Linked DNA regions of Homo sapiens: region 2 is linked to region 1. A link is an interaction called in ENCODE POLR2A ChIA-PET data of the cell type or tissue named here. Cell type or tissue: Panc1. All regions are shown on one strand.

Region 1 (8,000 bases):
CAAGTAGTCTTTGTGCATAGCCTTGCTTGGGCTTCCTCCTAGCAAGGTGGCTGGGTTTCTAGAACACAGGCAGAAACTACATTGCAGCCCCACCCAGACACAAGAGACACAAGTGGAATGCAAGGGTGCAGGGTCATATTCTCCACCTCTCAGTGGGAGGACTGTCAAAGTCAGTGTGGTATGGAGACACCATCCAGAGATCTTTGGAAAACACATTCTGTCTTAGCTTCGTAATGCTGCTTTACAGTTCTCCTCCTTTGGAATGTCTTTCTTAACCTTCATTTGGGCTTCTCTCTCTCTCTCTCTCTCTCTCTCTCTCTCTCTCTCTCTTTACTGCTTAAATGTCAGTAATCTCCAGGGTGGCTCTGATACAGATCCTTTCTTTGTTCACTCTACGCTCCTCTCCTTGTATTTCATTCAACCCCGCAGCTATAACTTACACCAATATGTAGCTGCAATAAACATGTAACAAGCAGATCTGTACAGCTCAGTCTTCACTCCTGAGAGCCAAATCCAAATATCCACAAGACGTCCCCTTTTGAATATCTTACAGTCACATTAAACTTAGATCATCCAAATGGAATGCAACATGGTGTTTCTTCTGTCTGCCCCTGATAGTCTTCCTGTTCTGCTTATCACAGAGAATACCACAGCTATCTGCTGGCCCCAAACAGAGACTTGTAAGTTATTTTAGATGCCTTCTTTTTATTCCAGCTATCTTTTCAATTAATATCCAAGTCCCATCAATTAATTCTTCTAAATTTCCTTTTAATATATTACATTCTGTCCATTTCCACAGCCACTGCCTACCTGAGGCACATATTATCTCTTACTGGAATCATTGTGCTATTTCTCTCATGAATCCATTTGTCTTTAGACTTGGCCTCTGCTTCCTCCTCCATTCTGCTGCTAGAGGGCACTGTTTATCACAGAGATCTGTTCATGTGACTCTCGCTCCAATCTTGCAGATGATCATCCAAGATTCTCAGGAGTATCCTACAGTCCTTTTGCTTGTCATGTTTAGATGCCAGCCCACATGTTCGCACTTAATGCTCACCAGAACTTCCACTACTGCACGTTAAATCCCAGGCTCAAACAATTATGTATAAATACTTAAAACCATATGTCTTCATGCCTCTGATTTTTTGCACAGGCTATTCCACCTGCCTGGAATCCTTTCCGCCATTGATCTTCCAGGCCTTTGTTTATATTTAGCCTTTAAAAATCTCAGCTTAAGTGCTACCTCTTCTATTAATATTTCCCTAATAACTCACCTTCTCCACCCACACACATGCCCATACCCACCAAAATTAACACACACAAGATCTCTGTAGATTTGTGGACTTAACACTCTGCATTTCCTTTGCATACCTTCCATATAAAGATTCACATCGTGTTATAATAATTGTATCACAGAACTCTCTGTGGGCTGTCCATCTCTTAATGGTGAGGACTGCCTCAGTAATCATCCATTTATTAATTCATTCAACAAATAATGACCAATAACTCCTACTATATGCCGGTTACTGTTGTTGAAACAGACCGCCATGGTAAACAGGACTTCATTGATAGTCTGTCTCCAGCTCATGGTACATGTTCAGAACATCAGCGTTGAATTTTTAAGTCATCTCTGGACTATCATTGGTGCTCAGTAATTGTTGTTAAACAGTTGATGAGAGAAAATTCCCCTTGATGGATCTCAACCGAGGTCATCAGAGAAATCCTTCTGTACATATAGGGCAGGGATTGTGATTTACTAGTTTGCCTAATGCCAGAAAATAAATTTGAGGTTTGCTAGCAAAGTTCCTTGGATTTATCTTGAAGGCTGTGTTGACATCAGTATCCCCCACCCGAAATAGTAATGTAACATGGTGAAAGTACAGGACACTCCAGCAGAAACATGCAGTTTGCTCGCCTAGGGTGCACCAGCTCTTTAGTTTTCGGGTGAACTTAGTCTCAGCACCCTCCGAGTCTACTGGAGACATCTCCTGGCCTCACCACACTGTCCTGATACTCTCTTCTTTTTTTTTTTTTTTTTTTTTTTTTTTTGAGATGGAGTCACGCCCTGGCACCCAGGCTGGAGTGCAGTGGCATGTTCTTGGCTCACTGCAACCTCCACCTCCCAGGTTCAAGCGATTCTCCTGTCTCAGCCTCCCAAGTAACTGGGATTACAGGTGCATGCCACCACACCCAGCTGATTTTTGTATTTTTAGTAGAGACAGGGTTTCACCATGTTGGCCAGGCTGGTCTGGAATGGCTGACCTCAGGTGATCTGCCCACCTCGGCCTCCCAAAGCGCTGGGATTACAGGCCTGAGTCACCACCCCTGGCCTCTGATAGTCTTCTTATTGTGAATTGTAGGGATAGCTTTCATTTGTTTGTGGTTCTGTAAACCCCACCCCAGATTTCAAAGCCACCTATAGCTAGCTGTTCCTCAGATTCAACAGTCATTGCCCACAGGGCAGTCATTGGCTAAGAAACCTCTGGAGGAAAATCACACTTGAGGCAAATAACATTCTCTCACTATTAGCAGCTTTGATCTTTTTTAAAACCTCATTTTCTTTTTCCAGCCCCCATTGCATTGTAGACATTTTTATAATGAGCATAAATGTTCATTTAATTTTATTTGGCATATGCTGCTTTGAAAGTGCCACATCAACATGGAGCATCACTCCTTCAGTAACTAAATTCTTCTAACAGCTTTAAAGGAATGACCTTGGGTGTGACCAGTGGGTCTTCAGAGCATGGCTGCGTTTTGATTAGCTAAATTTTCTGTTAGCCCAGTGAGTCCACACACCAATTAGTGGAGCATAATCACAAGCCTGAAGGTTTCAGGAGTTTTCTCACAGGGAAGTAACATTGATACTTTTCTTAATATATTATTATTTTTAAGTAAATATCTGACAGTGTCTAGGTAATCAATTCTGTGCCCACAAAAGCTCAGTGTGCCTCCGAAAGAGTTCAATATATACAAGTATATGCATATACGTATATGTTTTTCACAATTCAGATGCAAATACACAGAAACATTTGTTCATCTTCAAATCATTTTAATAGATGATTGGGTTCCTTGTCCACCCACTGCCCAATGACTGTGGGAGAACCTTCTTTCATTTACAGAACCCCAGTCTGTAAGAATAGATATCTAAAAATACAGAAGTCTGATGCCCAGAAATTGTCCTTGAAGCTTGATTCCAAAGCACAATATGTGCAGCCCAAAGCATGACCAGACAGTAAGCTTTCACATCATACATGGGTCAAGCACAGACATATTCTTCTTTTAGATTTGGAATAAGGGTTAATTGCATCATCTAGGAAGCGTTCAGGAATATAGCCTTGTGAATTCTCACAGTTATGAGTACTATCAAAAATTGACTTCACACATGATAAAAAGAACAAGAAATCTTGGAATGCTTTCAATCTCAAAAAAAGTATTGTGATATTAATAACATAGATAAAATTTATTTTTATTAATTTCTGCTTCCAAACTTTCAACCTGTGAGCTTTAAGCCCACATCTTATCATATTGTTATGTTTCATTGCCAAAAGCAACTACGTATTGATATTTCAGAAATGCTGCCAGGCCTTTATGTAACTAGTTGCTATTTTACCTCAAAAAATAAATAATGCTTCCTGTTTTTACTTTTACTTATCTGGAATAAGTAGCTATTGACATCTGCTGAAGTCAGTATAAAGATTTATTTACCTGAGTGTAGATATTGACCAATAGGGAGCCTGGCTCAATGTTTACATTGAAGGACAATAAATTGCCGTATTGACTGGGCTGAGACATCAATATTTGCATTGTTGTAAACATTTTTAAAAATCTTCATGAAATATTCCTCAGAAATTCTCTTGTCACCAGAGCAGCTGAGCTAGAGCTCTTTAGGGAATAGCTTGTGTCTGGAAGCCAGTGGGTAACTTGAAATAGCTATAAATTGTTCTGGTTTCCAAGTTTACACAAAGACACATTTTTTATTGTGATGTATAATGCTGATCATTAGGAGCTTTCAGATGACAGTCCCAGCCCCCTCCTCAAATAGCAGATTTTTGTCTACAACAACTCTGAACAGAAATACGCTCCCCGAGTAGCTTGTGTCTTGAAAAGCTCATGTTTTCCAAAAAATATCTCATTGCCCAAACAGTGAAACATCATTAATTCCAACCAGATTAATTAATTAAAAATGTGGGATGTTTCAACTCAGTTGGAATAAGTTTTTCCTTTGTGTCAAGAGTAGAAAGAGGAAGATGATTTAGAAAACATTAGGACAGGTAAAGTGATAAATTGAATATTTAGCCTGTTTAAGAGAGAAACATAATCTACACAAAATCTTCTTACAATCTATGAATGCCTATTAATAGGCATTAACTTAACTTCTTAACTCCAAGTGATATGTGTGTTTATATAATATATGCCATTTTAATTAAGCTTTGTAATAGATACAGGTTAAACAACTTTATCAACATGTGTTCATATAATTTAATGTACTTGGAAGAAATGAAACGGGAAATTCCTTTATTCCTTTTTTTTTTTTTTTTTTTTTTTTTATTTGAGACAGAGTCTCGCTCTGTCTCCATGCCAAAGTGCAGTGGCATGATTTTGGCTCACTGCAACCTTCGCCTCCTGGGTTCAAGCGATTCTCCTGCCTCAGCCTCCTGAGTAGCTGGGACTACAGGCACGTGCCACCATGCCCACCTAATTTTTGTATTTTTAGTAGAGATAGGGTTTCACCATGTTGGCCAGGATGGTCTCAATCTCTTAACATCGTGATCCACCTGCCTCAGCCTCCTAAAGTGCTGGGATTATAGGCATGAGCCACCGCTCCGGGTCAACAGGGGCAATTTCTGTCATATGGTGTAAAAGCTAAACATCTGGCAAATTCTTAATTTTTTCCAAGTTGGTAAAATCATAACCTACTTTAGCCAGCCCAATAGTTCTAAGGGAGTGGCTCAAGATAATTAGCACCACCTCTTGGAGAAGCACAGATTCATTGTTCTAGTGCAGGGTTTGGTGCCTCATCGTCTTTGTCAAGTAAGACAATTAGGACAGCGATCAGAGATCAAGGAGCTCGGGATGATGTGCAAAATGTGATGCCTATTTATGCTTGAATAACAATTTGGATGAAAAAATTGGCATCTTAAAAAAATATTTGCATCATGGTTATATTCCTAAATGATGAATGAAAGAAAAGAAGCATCCAGTTCTCTCTGCAGTTGCTTCCACCTCTAGGCGGTACTTCATAGCACCCTGTTCTAAGTTAGGCTCAGGGACTGAGAATGCTTTTAGCGAAGAGGGATAGGAGGGGAGGCTAAGATGGGCAAGTCTGAAATGTGCCCTCCTGTTCAATGGGGGGCTTTAGAGGGAAAGTGGAAATGTCCTACCAGTAACCGTGTCTGCAGAGGAGACACTAAGCTCTTGCCCAGGCCCCATGGGAGTGCCTGTGCTGTCATCACCCCAGGGGCTCTATCTCAGTGATTCCCTCCATCCCGCCCTTTTCCTGGCCTCCTCTCCTCCTCTTGGGCTTCTCCCTCTCCCTTCCTTCCTCCCTCTGAGGCAATGCCCAGTGCTTGTAGAAAGCCCCACCACTTCCAAAGGACTGTCCCAGCCCCTGGGGCCTCAGCCCCAGGATCCCTAGAGGATGATTTTGTGGGGATTAAAATGAAATGAGGTATGGGAAAGAGCTGGCGCACAGCAAACCCTCCAAGGTGAGCCCCCTCCCTATTCTGGGCTTTCCCCTGGACACCCACTCTACTGGTTGCTAGCGCTGAGGTAACAAAGTACCACAGCCTGGAGGGCTTCAACAACAGCAATGCATTGTCTTACAAATTTGGAGGCCAGAAGTCTGAGCTAAAACAGTCGGCCTGGTTGATTTCTGGGAGGGCCTCTCTCCTTGGCATGTAGAAGGTCGCCTTCTCCCTGTGTTTTCACATGTCTTCCCTCTGCATCTCTGTGTCCTGATCTCTTCTCCTAAGGACACCAGTCCCATTAGATTGGGTCTCCCCCAGTGACCTCAGTTTAACTGCATGACCTACTTAGGGACCCTGCTTCCAAATGCCCTCACACTGCGATACTGGGACCCTGCTTCCAAATGCCCCCACACTGTGATACTGGGACCCTGCTTCCAAATGCCCTCACACTGTGATACTGGGACCCTGCTTCCAAATGCCCTCACACTGTGATACTGGCGGTTGGGACTTCAACTTACGGATTTGGGGTGGGAGCATAAATCAGCCCATAACAACTGGTCAGTCCCTCTCCTCTGCCTCCTCCAACTGTCACATTGTAAACCCCACCTGACTCTTCCCCGACAGTGGCCTTGGGGAGAAGGCGGGGCCGGCCAGGGTTTCTACTCCTGCCTCATGGAGACCCGCCTCAGATGCCCAGCACTGCGACTGCTGCACAGCCACGAGGCTGAGCCGCTGCGGATGCATGCGTGACTTAGGAATGTGTGCTGGTGTGTTTGCCACAGCAACAGGATGAGGAAAGCACAGCTCCAAGAGAGGTGGGAGCTCATCCACCTGGGGAAGCATGAGCAGGAGCAGGAAGGGTCACTCTGGGACTGTGCTCATGGGACCCTGAGATGCAGCAGAAAGAGCAGTGTGAGGAGCAAAGTGACGCTGCCTGCAGGTGCTGTCCACTCAGACCTTCCCAGCCTAGGCTTCCCTGCTACCCACGTCTTCCCACCTGGACTCCCCCTCTCTCAAGGGGCATCCTCAGTAGTGCTCTCTCAGCCCATCTGCCCCTCAGAGGCCTGGACCCCTGCCTTGCCCTCTGTGGCTTCACATTAACATTGACTGGGAGCCATCCTACCTGGTTCTCATGCCCACCAGCCTTCCTCTCCACCCTGTGGTCACAGGACTATGGGCAGCCTCTGCTCTGAGCTCCCTTTGTACCTCTCTCTTCTCACCTTTTTGTTGTTGTTAATTGTCATGCACATCTTGAAGAAGGAGGAATGAAATGCTCCCAGCTCTGACCAACTCTGTTTTTCTAAGTGTCCTCCTTCGTGGACCTGACTGAGATGGCACTGCTACTCTCACTGTCACAGCCACCCCTCGACAGCCTGAGGCACACTCCCTGCTGTTCAGGAGCACCCAGATTGGGGCATCGGTGCACCTGGACTTGCTATGTCTCGGGCACCACCCATTACACTTATCACTTTTTCTCCATGAGTTATATTCACAGCGGTTCCCCAGGCATCAAATTGGCAATATGAGTTTAGCTCTTAGGACCAAAGGACACACAAGAGATCATTTATTCTTTGCATCACTCCCCTTTTCTCAGGTAGGACATCAATCTTCCCCGACTCTGCTCTGGCCATATTTACTGCCAGTCGCTGTCCCTTAGACTGTCTGCCTCTCCTAGCCTTGACAGATGAGTCTCACTCCACCAGGATCTTTACAATTCAAGGCACAGTCCAGCCTCTTGTAGATGGGAATCTTGCTAATGTAGCCACTCTAGCTTATCCTGGCTGCATCATGAGAAAAATGGAGTTCAGCTCAGGACTGGCTTCCTCGGTTTGCAGAGTCAGTGGGCACCTGCAAACTAAGAGCTTCCATCTGCAAGGAAGACCTATCACCCCAAGCACTTGGCTTGGCTGCTGGCTGACATTTGATCATCAGTACCTTTAGTTTGAGTCTCTGGTTTCTGTGAAATAATAACTTCTAATATCCACACAGTGGAGTACAATTTACAGAATGCATCCATATATTTAAAATATTTAAACTGATCTATAAACTTCACAGTCGATATTATATCCCCCTCATTTTATCAGGAACATAAAATAAGAGACTCATTCAAGCTAAAACATAAACGAGTCTGGCCTATGGCAGTGCAGGCTATTTCTGTCTGTTACAGCAGGCTGCCACTCTGCACTTCATCTCAGGAGAACAGTTTAAAAATAGTAGTTCTTTTCAAATGGGATTGTGTTTCTGGCCCTTTCTTGGAAGAGGACCTGAATGAAGGATTGAAAGATTCAAAGGAAGGAGATTTAGGAGTAACAC
Region 2 (8,000 bases), 130 kb after region 1:
TTTATAAGCAATCTGTCAGTTATAAGTACTGCTATTATTAACAGTATTATTTACTCTGCAGCTATAGAGCTCACTGGGAGAAGTGGGAGGGAGAAAGGAAAGTGAGAACATGGGGGGCTGTGCATTTTAAATGGAGGCCTGAATTGGGATGGTAGTAACGGGAAGCCAAGCTTTCAAGTACTTAGTGAAAACTAGAAAACACTCCTAACAAATGAATGGATCCCGAACTGTACACCTGATGTACACCTGCTGTGGTATACAGCCTGCCTCACCTCTTCATTCCCAGGGCAGTTAACAGAGAATGGTGTGCACTGTTTGTATTTCCCTTTCTTCCTCCCAGAAGCACAAACTGCATGTCTCCCGGTGACTTGGACTGCACTGACACCAGTTGGATTTTACCCAGCAGACCAGATGCAGGTGGGAGATTCCCCATCCGCACCCCTCCCTGTGTGCTTGTGGTTCATAAGCCAAGCCGACACTGCAGGGAGGTACTCTTGTGGTAGGTGGTCACATGGAGAGCTGGGGCTGTGGGCAGTGCCTTCTCCTTGCCATCTGAACATTGGGTCATCCTGAGGAGAGATAGACCCCAAACCCTCGGATGCATGACAGACCCTTGACTCCAAGGAGCAGACCCCACTGGATAAGGGAGAGACGCCCAACCCTGCCCAGTAGGACACTACTTCCACTTGGCTCTGTTCTGCTTCCCTGGCAGATTTGCAGGGCTGGGCATTGGCTACAAGAGCTCTCGCATTCCCAGTCTGCTTCATTCTTGGCTTCCTATTGGGTGATCCATGATGGAGTCCCGCAAAAACAAAAACCAAGAAAAAGCCAAACTTTACCCTATCACCATCATTACCAACAAAATTTCACTATTTGAAGTATTCTAGGCTTAAGTTCACACCAAAAAAAGAAACTCGCTTTTCCCCTCCTCCCCACCTCACTTCATAGGACATCAAGCCCTTCTAGAGAAGAGGCATACCTTAGAAGAAACACTATTGAAAGGCCATGTTTGTTTGTTTATGTAGGTCTTCTAAAACAAGCTGCCATCTTTAATACTCATTTCTCAATCTCAGTCCAAAAACACTTTCTCTAAGTAAAATGAATGAGGAAATTCAGTTTCCATTTTACTTTTAGTTTAGTTTAGCCAAGGAGTTTGACAAAAATCGCTTAAAAAAATCTTTTAAGGAATGCATTAAGGCTAAAAAAGCCCAAACCCACCATGAGAAAGCACATCACAGAAGGCCCTATATGTCCTTATTCTTTATTTTTTTATGTTTATTTTTGAGACAGGGTCTCATTCTGTCACCCATGATGGAGTGCAGTGGCCCAGTCCTAGCTCACCGCAGCTTCTGACTCCTGGGCTCAAGTGATCCTCCTGCCTCAACCTTCTGAGTAGTCAGGAACACAGGGGTGTTAGTTTTTAATTTTTTGTAGAGATGGGGTCTCACTATGTTGCCTAGACTGGTCTTGAACTCCTGGCCCCGAGCAATCCTCCTGCCTTAGCCTCCCAAATAGCTGGAATTACAAGTGTAAGCCATGCCACCCGGCTTCATTCCATTTTTTAAACAATTATATCTCCCCATTGAGAATGTGAAAAATGAGATATGTGGCAGGGCTAGGGAAACAAAGGGTTAAGTACCTTCTTCTTCAACAGTGTGCTCTGGGGATGAGAAGAACCCTGGTCAATAAACAGATATATTGACTTGTTATTATTTAAAGTTGTTTAACCAGGTAGAGATAAACGAAAGCTTTCAGCAGCTGAACTATCACACAAATCACAATTAAGGTGGCATATGTGTTTGGAAGACGTAAAATCAATTCCCGTGAAGATAATGTTTTAGTCTCTATTTGAACTTGAAAACAGAAGTAAATTTTCAGTAGCAACAGCTGGTCTTGTTCCATCCAGGAGGCTCTCTATTAACTGTATAAGAAGGGCCTTTATTACCTCTTCTAATGGTTTTCCTCTATGGTTTTGTCTTCATCAAAAAGGCCCAGTTGATTGTTGTGTTGCTGTTTACTGATGTGGCACAGAGGACGGCAGCTGGGCGCCCACCCACCCCGGTGTTGGGCCCTCCCTCCCCTGAGTGCTGTTTATTGTTTATGGAGGGAGAACAATGGATCCTGGGAACAACTGGTCAGGCTGGGTAGGGGAGGGAGGGGAACTTGCCCTCTTTCTCAGCTTTGCTCCTCCAGGTAGCCTTCCCTGAGCTGCACTGGTGGGGAGGTGTGTGTTTAGGCAAAGGAGGGCATTTGAGCAAAGTAGTCTTTGTGATGTAATCACCCCCCCCAAGTTTCCAGCAGTGGGAGTGACCTCTAAAGACTACTCACCATTTCAGGTTTTAGTCATGCAAATTTGTGCGTGTGTGTGTGTGTGTGGTGTGTGTCACACGTGTGTGTTGTCCTTCCAATTCTATCCTATACTCCCAGAGGCAGGGACCACATTTTATGCCACTCCATTCTTTACCAGGCTGAGTGTGGTGCTGGCACAAAGCAGATGCTCAGGGAAAGGAGGCTGTGGCACTGGGAATCCACTGGATATAAGCCACCTCCTGGTTGAGTTAGTCGTGCAGTCTCTCTCTCTTTCTTTCTTTCTTTCTCTCTTTCTCTCTTTCTCTCTCTCTGTCTCTCTTTCTTTCTCTCTCTCTCTCTCTTTCTTTCTTTCTTTCTGACAGAGTTTTGCTGTCACCCAGCTTGGAGTGCAGTAGTGCAATCTCGGCTCACTGCAACCTCCGCCTCCTGGGTTCAAGTGATTCTCCAGCCTCAGCCTCCCGAGTAGCTGGGACTACTGCAGGTGCCTGCCACCATTCCTGGCTAATTTTTATATTTTTGGTAGAGACAGGGTTTCACCACATTGGCCAGGCTGGTCTCGAACTCCTGACCTCAAATGATCCCCCCACTCGGCCTCCCAAAGTGCTGAGATTACAGGTGTGAGCCACCACACTCAGCCCTGTGTAGTCTTTCTTAGGTGAGGTACAAGGGTGCAGTGTAAGCTGGTGGGAACTAGGTCAGGTTTCCCTTTTGGGGGTCGCAGGGCTTGTTGGGGAAGAGGAAATGTACACTGATGAGGTGGGAACTTGACTGCCCCAGAGCAGGAGGGAAGGTGCAAGGACAGAATTTCTTGCTTGGGAACAGAGGCTGGCCAGGAGAGGAAAGGGGACCAGGAATACATGAGTAGCCAGGGAACCCGGACAGCAGCTCTCATCTGCCTCTAACTAGGTGTCAGACCAGGACAAAGCATTGGCCTCTGTGTGGCAGGTGCTTTGCCTGAAAAATATGAGCAGTGAAACCCAAGCTTCTTGCAAACACGACTGGTTATAAAAATATAAGATTAGTATCACTATTCCAGAGGAAACAACAAACAAATGAACAAACAAAAGCACGATGAAAAGAAATTACTTGCTCTACTCAGGCCACTTCCTTTCAGACAAAATAAGTAGACAAATACCATCGATCCTCCCTTCTCAATATCTTTCATGTCTGTATGATCCCTCCCAGCCTTGGCCACCTCCTACATCAGATGCTCATGACCACAAACACGGGCCACACATAGCTCCCCCGCCTCCCCTTCCCTGCCTACTGGGGCTAGCTTCCCCCTTTCGCTCTATCCAGTACATCTCTGCAAGGCCTCAGCTCAAAGGACCATTTTGATTATGTTCTTCCTCAGCTCAAAAGCCATGGATTCGTTCATTCCGTGGATACCGATGCCCACCCTGTGCCAGGCACTGTCGTAGATATTGAGAAAACAGCAAACATACAAACTACCTCCTGCTATTGTGCTCATTGTCATGGAGGGTGACAGGAAAAATGAGACAGATAGAAAGGTAGAGAGATAAAGAGATGGGTGGGTAGATGATTTTAAGTAGACCTATATATTTATATTTAGAATCCATATAAGTGGAGTCATATTTAACTGAATCAAGTCAATATTTTACAGTTCATAATCTCTCTTCCCAGGCTGTGATTTTTGTCAGCCCCTGTTGTTTGTCCCAACTAAAAGAAAAAAGCAAAGATTTCTTCTTACTCGTATGATACTCCATTGTGAACTTTGAGTCTAAAATTAATTCTCTTATCTCCTCAGTTCTCTTTAGGACTGCAAGATTCTTTTGTCTGTTGCTTCCCTGAGGCTCTGAGACCCATCCTTGAGTTAAGGTCAGTCTCAGGTGAGCCTATAGCCCCAGTGGTTCATTCCCCAGTGGGAAGGTGGACAGGGTCAGTGCTGAAGAGCACAGTCATTTTCTGCACCTGGCCTTTGAATCCAGCCAGGAGATTGCCTAGAAAGTTGATGTTGTTTTCTTTCAAGATATAGGAACCCCTGCCCTCCTTTCTTCCAAGAGATGGAAACTCTTTTCTTCCAAGAGACAGACACCCTTCCCACTTTGTGAGCTTTCTGGAAGCTCACAAATAAGGCAGTCATGCAAGAGCCTGAAGTGACTTTCTCTTGTGTTCGTTAAAGAAATCCCAGTGTTTTTTGGAACACGGGGTGAACCCTGAAGCATGGAGACAACCTGGCGTGTAACTGGAAAGGGCACGTAGTTGGAAATTTGATGGACTTGCCTTGGAACCCCACCCCTGCTAGTCTTCAACAGTGGGCCTTGGAGCTTCAGTGGGGATAACACATTATTCCCAAGATTGCTTTGAATATTATATGAACTAGGACACATGACAGCCTGAACTTCTCACGTGATTTCCATAAATACACAAATGTTAACAGCTTTCCATCCTTGCTCAGCTCCCTCACCAGCCTCTGCTCCCTGCACATGTATCACTATTGTCCTGAGGTTGCTGTACAGGAACAGGAGTGGGTCTGCAGAGAGAGAAGATTCACCTGCAGACTCCCCGTGCACTACAACAAAACTCATCTTCACAAGGCAGAATTCTTCGCCTGCATGGTGCCTTTCACTTCTTGTCTCACTCTCTTCCTTAGCAGTTTCAAATTTCTTAAGGTAGGAAATAACTAAGAGGAGGAATGGGGTAGGTTGAAAAGTGCTGAAGCTGCCCATGGAACAGAGGTGAGTAGAGGAAAGAGCCAGGCAGGGACAATGGGGAGTTTTGAGACAAACTCAACTAGAAATTTACACCAAAGTGGAAACATCCCAGCAAGCAGACTGACTCAGCACTGGGGCCACCATCACACAAGGTGGGTAATAGGAAACAGAGAGAAATCACAAATGGGGCTGTCCACACTGCCATGGCACTGAAACTGAGCCTCTGTGTGCCTCAAGAGGAGAATTGGCAGCTTTGTGTCTGAGGACTTCCAGTGAGTCCTTGTATGGTCCTAGCTGATTCAACTATGCAGTGACTATTTCTCTAATAAGCTGATTCCCCCGAGACCTTTAGTGACAAAGAGACAGAAACTGAAGTGGTTTGGTCTTGTAACCAGAGCAACCATCCTTGCAAATCCACCACACAGGAAACAAGATTGAGAGCAAAAGAGATAGGCTTCATGGGCAGAGCCCCAGGCTGCCTATGTTCTCAGGTATACAGGTGCTTTCCCAGAAAGCACCTGTACACCTTCAGGGTCTGGGCAGCAGAGAACTTACAGGCATCCTCTATGCATTTGTACCTGGTTCGCTTATGCTCAAATGGCTGCAGAGAATGGAGGAAAGGAAATTGGATATGATTAAGCATTTAGAAGCTGGGCACCTTGTTAGGCACACTACATATTTTATTTCATGGAATCCCAACCATAAATCTGGTAATGTGATATGTAATTGAAACCAGCCCTTACACGATGCCTTCTAGACAATCATAAGTGGTAGGTGTGGGGTGGCTTGAAAGAGGCAGAAGACTGTGAAGAGAATGAGGAAAGAAGTTACTGATTGTCTACCACTGAATGCCAAGCATCTACAGGCAAGAAGCTGTGCAGGGATTTTCCTATTACTCTTTCTCTTATACACCTCATAGCAATGTCACAGGGTAGTTCTCTCCCAGCTCTATGTGGTAGATGAGTAGACTGAAACTGTAGGAGATTATTTCATAAGCTTATAGGAACACAGCCAGTACGTGGCAGAATCAGAATTTCAACTTGGTTCTCCCTGACCTGAAAGACTGTGCTGTCTTGCCTCCTGAGCAACACAAATAGACCCAATTCACATGGCTCTGTACTGGATGTGAGCTGACAGGGCCACCTGGATGCAGTCAGACACTGTGGCTTCCTACTGAGATTCAGCCTCCTCTAGTTTTAGGAGAACCTCTCTGGGATCATTGAAAAAAAAAAAGGAACAAGCTTAATGTATATTTCAATCCTTAAGTCATTCAAATGAAATGCATCACTCTTAATCAGAGGTAAGCTCTCTGATGAGGTTTGAAAGCTTAAAAACCTTTCTGGAATTTGTTAGCAAGCAAGTGAGCATCAAACTATGTGATGAAAATACAAAGAGAACTTGCATCACTGTAATATTACAGGCAAATTGGGAGAAAACTCCACCCTCATTCGAAGACGCTCAGTGGTCAGCTATTCTCACAGAACCCAGTGAATAATGGCTTGGCCCTTTGTATGAGGCCCAGGAAGAGCCAAACTTCATCTAGGCAGTGGGACAGCTGTGCCAGTTTCCCCCTTCCCCATTTAAAGCATCTGTTACTTCTTTACTGCCTAATCAGAGAACTGCTCTCTACTCTTCTATCACAACAAGCAGTTAAAAAAAAAGAAAAGAGAAAACCAGTACCTTTTTAAGACAAAATCAGGATACAGAGGAAATGGAGGATGATAAATGAATTGCAGATGGATGATCCAAGAAGCCAGAGTTCCTCTGGAATTAAAGTGAGAGGCAGAGAAAGGAAATCAGGCATCCCTTGTGCATGGCAGTGGATATAATTAGATGACTTAGGAAAATGCTGATGGTGCTTAAATGTCTCCACCTGGAGGTTCTACAGATACTTAAAACTGGATATATCAAAAATTGGATGGAACCTCATCATTCTTTTAAGTTTTGAGAATCGTAGGATGGTACCATCTTCCGTCCAGTTGGCTGAATTTGAAACCTTGTGTATTCCCCATATTCTACATCCTCCATCACCCCATACCTCCAGGCCCTCCCATCAAAACTACCCCTGAAAAATCATCCCAACTTGCCTGTTTTTTCTAATTCCTTCTTACCATTTCTCACCTGAATTATTTCAATGACTCCTAACATGTTTTCCCCTTGCCAGTGTGACCGATGCCCAGTTAGTCCCTGTTGCTGCCTGGCTGATCTTTCTACACTGCAAGACCAATTTAGCCGCTCTTTTTATTAAATCCTTCAACATCTTCCTTATTTTTTTCAGGACAAGTCCCAGTATATCAGCATTCCCCATAGAGGTTTTTAGGGTCTAGACCTCGTCTCCTGCCATGCACCTCTGCCTGCACCCCTCATGGGGTAATCTATACTTACAGTTTCCTGACCATGCTGTGCTTCTCTCGTGCCTCTATGTGCTCTTTGACGATGTCCCTCTGTCCACAGTCACTTGCTCCTCTCCCTCTCCCTTTCCCTGGCTAGGTCCTTCCGCTTCCTGAAGGCTCAGGTGAGACCTCTCATCTTCTGGAAGAGTGCCTTCAGCCCTCCTGTCTGGGTTAAGTGGCTTCTACTGGGCTCCTCAAGCCCTTGATTAAAAACTACCATGTGCTGTGCTGTGAAATCTGGGCTAGGACTTTCTGGAAGATATACACTCTGTCTCTCAATTTGAATCCTCAGTACCTGTCATAACTTGGCTATCTGATACCTGTTTCTTAGATTAAAAATTTAGTTCTACTCTATTGCTTCAACACTCCTTTGGAATTCTACCAAAACCTTATTGATGCCTTTCCAACCTTGTGTTCTTGAATAATCCAAGACTCAGAAATGTGTTTCTCCTCTTTGAATTTCAACAAAGAAATTACATATAAATTACAATTTTTAATTTTTTCAATGAAGTTGAATTTTCAACACATTTGAATTATATCTTCAAACAACTCAGGAAAGTGAGGACATAAAAGAAGGCTGAGAGAAGAACAAGAGAAAAAAAACACAAATGTTTACTTTGCA

The links. Peaks named below come from ENCODE experiments on the same cell type or tissue, not always from the same donor. Only the 100,000 strongest peaks of a DNase experiment are listed, where the experiment ranks them.
Region 2: POLR2A ChIA-PET joins it to region 1 with 11 read pairs; 2 of 35 experiments call an interaction of 5 or more read pairs at or near these places.

The regions. Positions count from the first base shown.
Region 1 is chr11:132,278,455-132,286,454 of GRCh38, forward strand. All of the region lies in intron 4 of NTM (neurotrimin), which reads left to right. NTM-IT (NTM intronic transcript) reads left to right here and starts at 5,848. Exons shown (of 3, transcript NR_046820.1): 1 at 5,848-5,904; 2 at 6,312-6,627. RefSeq lists enhancers at 5,854-6,423, 6,424-6,992. In Panc1, CTCF peaks have their summits at 925 and 1,128; a DNase peak (open chromatin) is centred at 914; H3K27me3 peaks cover 394 bases.
Region 2 is chr11:132,403,744-132,411,743 of GRCh38, forward strand. No RefSeq gene overlaps it. Among named protein-coding and RNA genes, the nearest start is that of NTM-IT, 120 kb to the left of the region's middle. In Panc1, no CTCF peak of the experiment used is centred here; no DNase peak of the experiment used is centred here.